2 separate regions of the Homo sapiens genome follow, and region 2 is linked to region 1. A link is a loop called in an ENCODE intact Hi-C map of the cell type or tissue named here. Cell type or tissue: PC-9. All regions are shown on one strand. Links, peaks and the distances in the headings refer to the core of each region. The heading gives the core; the rest is flanking DNA. Region 1 has its middle 16 kb from the start of EDN2. Region 2 holds the start of LOC128125817.

The links. A loop is a pair of places that touch in the nucleus more often than their neighbours do. Peaks named below come from ENCODE experiments on the same cell type or tissue, not always from the same donor. Only the 100,000 strongest peaks of a DNase experiment are listed, where the experiment ranks them.
Region 2: it touches region 1 in a loop (8-fold over the local background); 1 of 110 quality-filtered maps calls a loop at or near these places.

The regions. Positions count from the first base shown.
Region 1 is chr1:41,498,482-41,502,864 of GRCh38, reverse strand. No RefSeq gene overlaps it. Among named protein-coding and RNA genes, the nearest start is that of EDN2, 16 kb to the right of the region's middle. RefSeq lists an enhancer at 1-404. In PC-9, for the core only: no CTCF peak of the experiment used is centred there; DNase peaks (open chromatin) are centred at 1,854, 2,264 and 3,874; H3K4me3 peaks cover 340 bases; H3K27ac peaks cover 2,486 bases.
Region 2 is chr1:41,624,698-41,629,080 of GRCh38, reverse strand. It overlaps HIVEP3 (HIVEP zinc finger 3), which reads left to right. Exons shown (of 9, transcript NM_024503.5): 3 at 134-332. It overlaps LOC128125817, which reads left to right and starts at 265. Exons shown (of 2, transcript NM_001415000.1): 1 at 265-332. The coding sequence starts at 265. In PC-9, for the core only: no CTCF peak of the experiment used is centred there; a DNase peak (open chromatin) is centred at 1,890.

The sequences.
Region 1 (4,383 bases), core at 133-4,132:
CCCTGACCCCAGCCTCAGAGGGTGGTGGCCACTGCTGGCTGCTGCTGAGGCCTTCACCAAGCTTTGTCTGGGTCCAAGTCCAAGTCTGGGCTGGGGATGCAGGACTCGGGGATCCTACACTCACCCTTAGGCCTGGGTCCTCTCTGGGCTCAGAACCTGGAGGCCACACTCTGTCCTGGAGACTCCGGTGGGGTGTGGGCCACTGTAGATAGGATGGGCCAGCCTGAGATGGGCAGGAGTGCAGAGAAGAAGGAAGAGCTGGTGGAGGACAGAGAGCAGGTGAAGAGGGTGCAGATGGGGCTGTGCTTCTTGGGATTCATTATGGGCACTGCTCAGGAGACCCTGGGAGGAGATGCCTTATAACCTCATTATCTATTCTAGAGTGGGAAGGTAGGAAGTATCAGCGTCATTTAACACGCAAGGAAATTGAGTCACAGTGAAGTTATTTGCCCAGGTTCAGGGTGCCAGAGTGGTGACACTGCTTTCCCAAGGACATCATGGTAAGTGTCAGGGCCAGGAGTTGAAACCAGGTCCCGATATTTGGGAAGTGGTTAGCTTCCTATGGAAAGAGAATCTGGGCCTCTTTGCTACTAAGCAGCCCTGGAACCTGGGTTGGGGCTGGGGGACCCCAACATGCATATTCCTCGGTCCTTTCCAGGCATCACCTACTTCAGGGGGACCCCGCTGCCTACTGCTTCCCTTCCAGATGAGAAAACTGACATCCAGAGCTGGGAAGTGCTTGGCCCAAGGTCAGGGCTGTGATTCCCGATCCCTCAACAAAGCCACCTGCACCACCCCACCCATCCCTCCTCTACCCCAGGCCTGAGTTCAACTGTCCGTCTCTCCTGCCCAGCTCTGCCTTTTTAGGAAAGGAAAAGAACAGCCCTGGGGCGGGCGGGCAGGCGGGCGGGCGGGCATGCTAATCCACCTGCTCCCGGCGTCTCTAGTTACCCGTGGTTTGGGGCTGGGCAGCCCCAGCTGGGAGTGCCAGTCCAGCCAATGGGTGCTGCCGGCTGAGCTCTCCGCCAGAGCCATAAAAGGCTTTGCCACAGCCCAGGCCTGAGCTGGCATAGGGCAGCCCCAGCACCAGCGCCCGCCCCGCCCCTGAGCCTGCCAGCCCGGCACGTCCTCGGACTCTGCCTAATCCAGCCTGGGAGCAGATGGGCCTGCCGTGCACGTGCACCAGACCCAGGCCGCTCCAAGGTCAGGGAGGTGGCACCACCAGGGCAGAGGCCAGAGTCAGGGCAGGGGCTTAGCTAGCCATGGTGATCCTGGCGAGGGTCCAGGGTGATGACACCTAGGCCTGGTCCACGCTGCATCATCTCTTGACAATGGCCACCTAGCCTGCCTCCTCCACCTCTGAAGAGGCTCTCAGCAAAGTTAGTATCCGGCTTCTGCAACTTCTGGGGTCTTCCCAGGGATCAAGCTCCAACCCACTTAATCCACCCTGGGTTCAGGCCGCATGTTCCTCTCAAAAGTAGGGGTATCCATTAGTGTGTGCCTGTTGTGAGAGCCATGTGTGTATGTCCCCTGTGGCCTGCAGGTGGGGACAGACAGCCCCTCCCCAGCACAGCCCATCCAATCTGTCAGCGCATAATGCCTCTAACTTAACACTCATATGATCCCTGGAAGGTAGGAAGTATTGGGTCCCATTTAACAAGCAGGGAAATAGAGTCATGAAGAGGTTATTAGCTTAAGGTCAGGGTGCCAGGATCCAGCTTCAGAGCAGTCTGACTCTAGAGCCTGTGTTCTAGACCTCTGGGCACGCAGACCTTCTCTTGGAATTTACCATCCTGGAGGGAAATGGGACCAACATCTAGAGCAACGTGTGAATGCGGGAATGAAAGGCATGTCTGACACATCTGAGATAAGAGGACCCTTTGTTCCTGAGTGCTGAGAGTAGAGGGTGCTTCCCAGGCCTCCAATGCACCGACACTGCCCAGGCTATGACTGCCCATGTCTGCAGCAACCCAGACTGGATAATCCCTGGCCACCTCTGACAATTAGATTCTTCACAGAAGCCACTGGGTTCAAGCACCCTTTTGTGTGTCCTACATAGGCCAAGCTGAACTGAGGGCCAAGACTGCGGTGTTCTCCAGGGCCACCCTACAGGTGAAGGAAACGTGCTGGCATGGGGGGGGGGCGTTGGCGGGCCTGGCTGGCATCAGGCTCTGTTTGCTCACCCAGGAAAGGAGGAGATAAATATAGACACAGGATTACTCAGATACAGCCTGGGAAAACCGGCTCCAGAGCCTTGACTTCAGCCCTGGCCCAGCCTCGCCTTCACTGGCCTGCCCACGCAGTGCCCGCTGCCAGGCCTGCCCCGCCTCCTCTCAGGACTTCCTTCCTACCTGCTCTCCCTGGGAACTGGGCAAGCACTTGTCTCAACTCCCATAGCAAGTGAGGAACAGACAAAGTCAGCGCTTGCTTGGGCACCGGGAGTACCTTTGAAGGCCCAGGCACTATACCAGTACAGACACAGTTTCCTCAGTTTCCCCGTCTGTGAGGTAAGAGGCTGGTGCACCCAGCCCTCAACTTCCTTGGGCCTGAATGTAGAGACCACCCAGCAGAAAGAGGGTGAGGTCGGGTTCTGTCTCACGCACAAGGAGATGCCAGTCAGAGTGGCATGTGTTGGGGGCTGCCCTCGGACCCTGGAGCCAAGCTGCATGGGCTGGAATCCCAGCTGTGCCAGGTATTAGCAGTGGGACTTCAGTTAGGTTACTTTACCTAATGTGCCTCAGTTTCTCATCTCTAAAAATAAGAATAATAATAGTCTATTAATAATTATTATTACATATCACATAATATAAATCTTATACATAGTATAATAATAATGAATAATAATAGCACTGGCCTCCTAGGGCATTAGAGAGAATTAGATGCATTGTTGTGTGCAAAGCACTTACACCAGGGCCTGGCACAGAGCAACGGCTACACATGTTTATTAGAATAGTAACCAGCTGTAGCAGCTGGGGTCCAGGGTGCACGTAGCCTGGGTAGGCCACTCAGAGGCTCTCATCTTCCAAAGGACCTGCTGGGCCCTGGGCTACACAGTGGACAGGTCTCTGCTGTTCTCAGGCCCTGGCAGCAGCTCCTCTGCCTCCCTTCCCTGACTGACAGCTTCTAGAGTCAGGTAGACACACAGTTGGCAGGGGCTCCACCACTTACAGGCTGTGTGACCTTGGGCAAGTGACTGGTCCCTCTTTGAGCCTCAAATAGCCATAACCCTAACCCTAACTTCAAACAGAGAGGCTCAGAGAGGGCCATTTCTCCCGCATTTATCCCTCCAGGGATTGGTATGAGAGTAAATAGGGGAATATGTGGGAAGCTTCCAGCTCTGCTGGGCAAATGGGTTCTCTGCGTTTGATTTCATCCTGACCCCCTTCTTTCAATTCCTCCAACTTCCTCCTGTGGCTGTGAGCTTGACCTGAGAAGGGCCACACCTGGGTACATGACCCTCACATATGCAAGGGCCCTCAGGTATGGGAAACATGCGTGCCTCACCATCATGCATGAGTGCAGGTCCCCACTCACAGGCCCGTGGGGCCCCCAGGAGCTTGTATGTTTCCTCCCACATAGGCCTCCACTGCATGGCACTCATGTGTATCCACACAGCTGTCTGTGTCCACTCTGTGCATACCTGCCAATGCATGCACAGACCTATGCACACACGGACACACGGGCACAGCCATGCACAAGCATGGAGAAGCAGGTGCCTGAAGCTATGTCCCTGCACATCCTGGCCAGCACACACGCTTCCACTCTCAGGGGGCGTCCTAGCCAGGCCTGGCCCCAAGGTGGCCGTCCTCATGGCACAGGAATGCAGACAGCTGGGGATGCTCTGCCAGCGGACGTGATAGAAAGGCCAAGGGGAAACCACACGGGCAGAAACCCAAGCAGGCGTGCCAGGCCAAGGCGGGGCCCGTGAGTGCCAGGAATTGTGTAGTTGCAGGGGGTGGGGCACGTGCAGATACTTGCTTGCTCCAGTCTCTCCTGTCACCCTGTGTCCTCAGAGTCTCTGAGACTTGGAGGTCAAAAGGGCTCAGAGACCATTCTGTACCGGGGGCAGAGGCCAGGTTCTACCTCCCCAGCCATGCTATGTGGCAGGGCTCTGCCGCTCTCTAGGCTACAGTGCGAGATGTTAGGGGCCACACCGAGCAGTCTTCCTTGCTGGGAAATCAGAAGAATCTATGACCACAGAGATTTACAGGAGGAGGACTGGTGTCACTGACTCCAGTCAAGAGAGATGGTAAAGATGATGTGGAAGTCACTATAACACTCCAGGTGCAGGCTTGCGGGGACTCACGCTGACTCATCACTGTGTTCTAAGATGTTTGCATCTACTGACTCCCTGGATGCTCACAAAGGGGAGCTGGCCCCCCA
Region 2 (4,383 bases), core at 204-4,203, 130 kb before region 1:
GCCCTGTACCAAGTAAAGCTGCTTGGGAGTAGTTGGGGGGTGTGTCCTCCAGGGACCAGGCAGGGATTGTTCTGTGTCTAAAAAAGTTGACCAAGAAAGTTCTTTGACCATGTTTCTCAATCATCTCCTGCAGGATTCGAGGCACAAACCCAGCAGCCTCAACCTAGTTCATGGAGGAGCCTCGCGGGGTCCTGGCCAAGCAAGCCCGCCCCTCTGGTGGGAAGAGCGGCGCCTAGGTGGAGGGTGGCTGCCGTAGGAGTGGACATGAATGCTGGCTTTCAGAGAGAACAGCGTTTCAGTTTTGGTCATCGGAAGTGGTGCCTTCAGCACAGGTAGGAAATGGGGGCTGTTGCTGAATATGCTTGCCAGGCGCCATGTTGGTCTGTCTTGCATGAGCTTGCTTAGTTCTTCCTCTGAAAAATGTATTATTGTTATTATTAGTGTTATCGTTGCCTTTCTGGTGCCTCTGTGAAAGTTGTTGTGAAAGTCCTCAACCTTCCTTGGTCAGGAGTAGAGACCTTGAGTGCCAGCAACTGGCTACTGCTTCCCATGCTGTCTCCCATGAAATGCAGTCCGCCCCCTCCCAGTACCTCAGTTTCCATTCTGTCCTGGCAAAGGACACAACAGCTCCTCTCAAAGGGCCACAGCCCCCTCTCCAGGGGCCACAGCCTCCACAAGCCAGTCCAACTGTGTGCTCCTGATAGCCAGAGGTCTACCCTCTTCTCCTACATAATGGTTCTTGCTGAAGACCACCACTGCCCACCCAATGCCTAGTCAGAGGAGCACCACGGGAGTTAGAGACATAGCAGCAGGTCTTCAGTCCCCTTTCTCACCCCACCTGCCCCCAAGTTGTGAAGAATTGAAAAGATGTCAGGGTTGGGGCAATGATTCTTGGAATTTCAGCAATTTCAATAGCAGGGCCCCAGCTCCCGAAATAGTGATCAAATGAGCCTGGGGAGAGGCCTGGTATCAGCTTATGTTTATATATGCATTTAGATCTTCAGGTATGTGCTGTGGTTTCTGGCTAGATGTTCAGGCTTCAGTACAGGTTAGGTGTGCAGTGTTAGAAGCTTGTTGGGTCAAGAACAAGTCCTTGGATGTTTTCTCTGGTGTGGAGAGCCAGAATCACCCAGAGAGCTGGGGATTAGAAAGAGGGTGCCTGGTATGACAAAGGAAGGAAGGAAGGGAGGGAGGGAGGGATGGACGGAGGGAGGGAGTTCTCTGGCCTACCTGTGCCCTCTGCATCAGACTCTTGGGGGTTGGGGACCCAGGAATCTACATTGATTCTGATGCAGCCAAGGCTTGGGGACTCCAGGGCCTCCTTCTGGGGGCCTGTGTTTGGGTCTGTGGGCCCAGCTGAGATTTCCAAGGCAACATTTCCCAGCCTGGCATGCCAGGAGCAGTGACTCTTTCGCTTCTCTGAAAGCTGAAGTTTCCTCACTGTATAGAGAAGGGGATGGGGCCACAGGCAGCCCTCAGAGATGGCATCGCTGTTGCTGCCTGGACTTCGGGGTGGCTAGAGCCTGTGTCTCTGCCCACAGTATGACAGCTTGGGCCTACCAGCCCTAGGCCTAGACCAGGGTTCTCCTGAGGAGGTAAAGGAATCGTTCCCTGGATTCCAAGGAAGAACTGGGCATTGGAGCCTCATTTTAAGAGGGGATGTTTGTTGTGGTACTTAACAGTGTAGACCCACCCTGAGTTCAAATCCCAGCCCCGACTCTTAGTGGTTGTGTGAGGCACTTACTGGTTTAAGAGGCAAATTGCTCCAACTCTGCCTCATCCTTCTCACTTGCAAAATGAGGCTGGTAGTGATACCTGCCTCGCAGGGTTGCTGGGGAAGGCCCCTAGAATGTTGCCAGCCACGTTAACAAGGACCTCCCAAACGTGAGTCACCCTTCTGGCGTGTGTGGGCAGTTGGGCCACCACCCTGCTCTCCCAGTTGCAGCCCTGTGCCATCTGCATGCCCTGCCCTCTGGCCCCAGTGCTGTGTCCCTGAGGTCAGGCTGAAGCACGGGGACCGATGCTGCTGCCCACATGGTTGGTACTTTACAGACAGGTTCGAGTCCTTCCCAAACCTCAGTGAGTCTGGTCCTGTTGCCCCTGTTGTGCACATAAGGAAACTGAGCACAGAGAGGTTCAGTAGTTTAAAGACAGCTACACAGATGGTAAGGGGCAGAGCCTCTGGTTACAAAAGACCCAGCACTTTTTTCTCCACCAAGATGCTTCCTGAAGAAGAGCAATGACAGCTCCAAGGATGACCCCTTCCCCAGGAATGTCCACATGTTCATAGGAATCGATCATGCTGTAATGCCCCAGCATGCCCCTGGCTCGGCATCCTGGGGCACTTCCTGGTACCTCAACTTAGCACTTGTTTCCTTCTGTGCCTATCACAGCCATTTAGGGGTCTCATGAGCAGTCTCAGGACAGGATCTGGGTTCATTCCATGAGGTGTACAACAGATACTTGAACTAGTCCAGAAGCAGAGCCCTCTGAGAGATGCAAGCCAGATACATGGGGGAACTGTCCAGGGAGTACAGATGGGGGGTCCTCTGCAGACTTGGCATTTCCCTCCCCTCCCCCCGCTTCGTGCCCAGACTCTTTGTTTGTCCGTGTGGGCTCAGCCAGCTGCTTGGAAGAATCTGTAGAGTATGGGACTTGCCCAGAGGGAAATGAGCTGTCAGTTCCAGCGAGAAACCTGGCTCCTGCCTCTGCCTGTGTTCTCCCTGGGGAAGAAAGTGCCTGTGATTAATGAGGTGCTGACTTGGTGCTGCTGGAGTCCAGGTGATCACGGCCACTGCTGGCACGGCCCTCCCAGCCACCAGGGAGGAGCTGGGATATATGGCATCCGAACAAGACAGAGGTGTGCAGTGCTGCAAACGCCCCGGTGCTGGGGAGGGCGGGGTGGCCCATCAGCACCATCAGAGGCTTGGGCACAGCTATGTGTGGAATTACTGAGGGCAGGGAAACATGGAGTCACAGCCACTCTTCAGAAGGGGCCTGAAGTGGGGCTTTCTCCAGAATAAATGTGCTTTCTGAATGAGAAGCTAGAGGACAGATCTCATTTGAAAATGGATATGGAAGCAATTTCTCAGCAATGAGAAACTTGAGCAGTTTTCAAACTTTTATAGTCTTAGAAGCTATTTTTAAAAGCCAAATCTTGCATGGAATGTCAATATATAAAACAGGTTAAAATGATGGTTTATGAATACATTATTTTTTAAGTTCAAATTTTTAACATTGTTTAAAAATTCTCATTTTTATTCTTATTTCTTATCTCCAAATTATTGCCATTTAGACTTAGTCTAATTTAAGTCAGATGCAAAAGACTTTATTTATTTATTTTTGATATATACTGTCTTGCTCTGTTGCCCAGGCTAGAGTATAGTGGTGTGATCATAGCTCACTGCAGCCTCAAACTCCTGGGCTCAAGGGATCCTCCTATCTCAGCTTCCTGAGTAGCTAGGAGTACAGGCATGGACCACCACACCTGGCTGTCTAGTTTTTGACATTTATTTATTATTTATTATGAACGTTATATTTATTATGTTATTAGCGACACCTCTGTTTTGATGCACAAACACATTGAAATCTGAGGTTCTAGATCAGGAATTGGCAAACTTGCCTGTGGGCCTAATCCAGGCTGCTGCCTGATTCGGTAAAGTTTTATTGGAACATAGCCACACCGTTTTTTAAATGCATTATCTATGGCTGCTTGAGACTGTCTGTTTCACAAAATCTAAAGTTCTTACTATTTGGCCCTTTACAGAAGAAGTTTGCTGACCTCTGCCCTAGATCATCATTGTATTGCTTGCTTTATCAGCTGCAATATCTAATATTCCTTTTTCTTTCTTGTTTCGTTTGGCTTGACTGCAAAGTATTAAGGAATTCTTTTTTTTTTTTTTTTTTTTTTTTTTTTTTGAGTTGGAATCTCGCTCTGTCAGCCAGGCTGGAGTGCAATGGCATGATCTTGGCTCACTGCAATCTCTGCCTCCCAGGTTCAAGCTATTTTCCTGCCTCAGCCTCCCAAATAGCTGGGCTTACAGGCGCATGCCACCACACCAGCTAATTTTTGTATTTTTATTAGAGATGGGGTTTCACCATGTCAGCCAGGCTGGTCTCAAACTCCTGACCTTGTGATCCATCCACCTCGGCCTCCCAAAGTGCTGGGATTACAGGCGTGAGCCACCGCGCCTGGCCAAGGAATTCTAAATCAACATCCATAACATGATGTGAATGGTGACAGATTGTTAACAGCTTGCCTTAAAGCCACAGAATGGTCTTCAGTTCAACATTATCTGGGCATTTGGGGAGGAGTAGAAGGGAATTCTGGTTTGCATCAGTGACAATATCCAACAACTGCTTGAATTCCTTCCTATTACACAC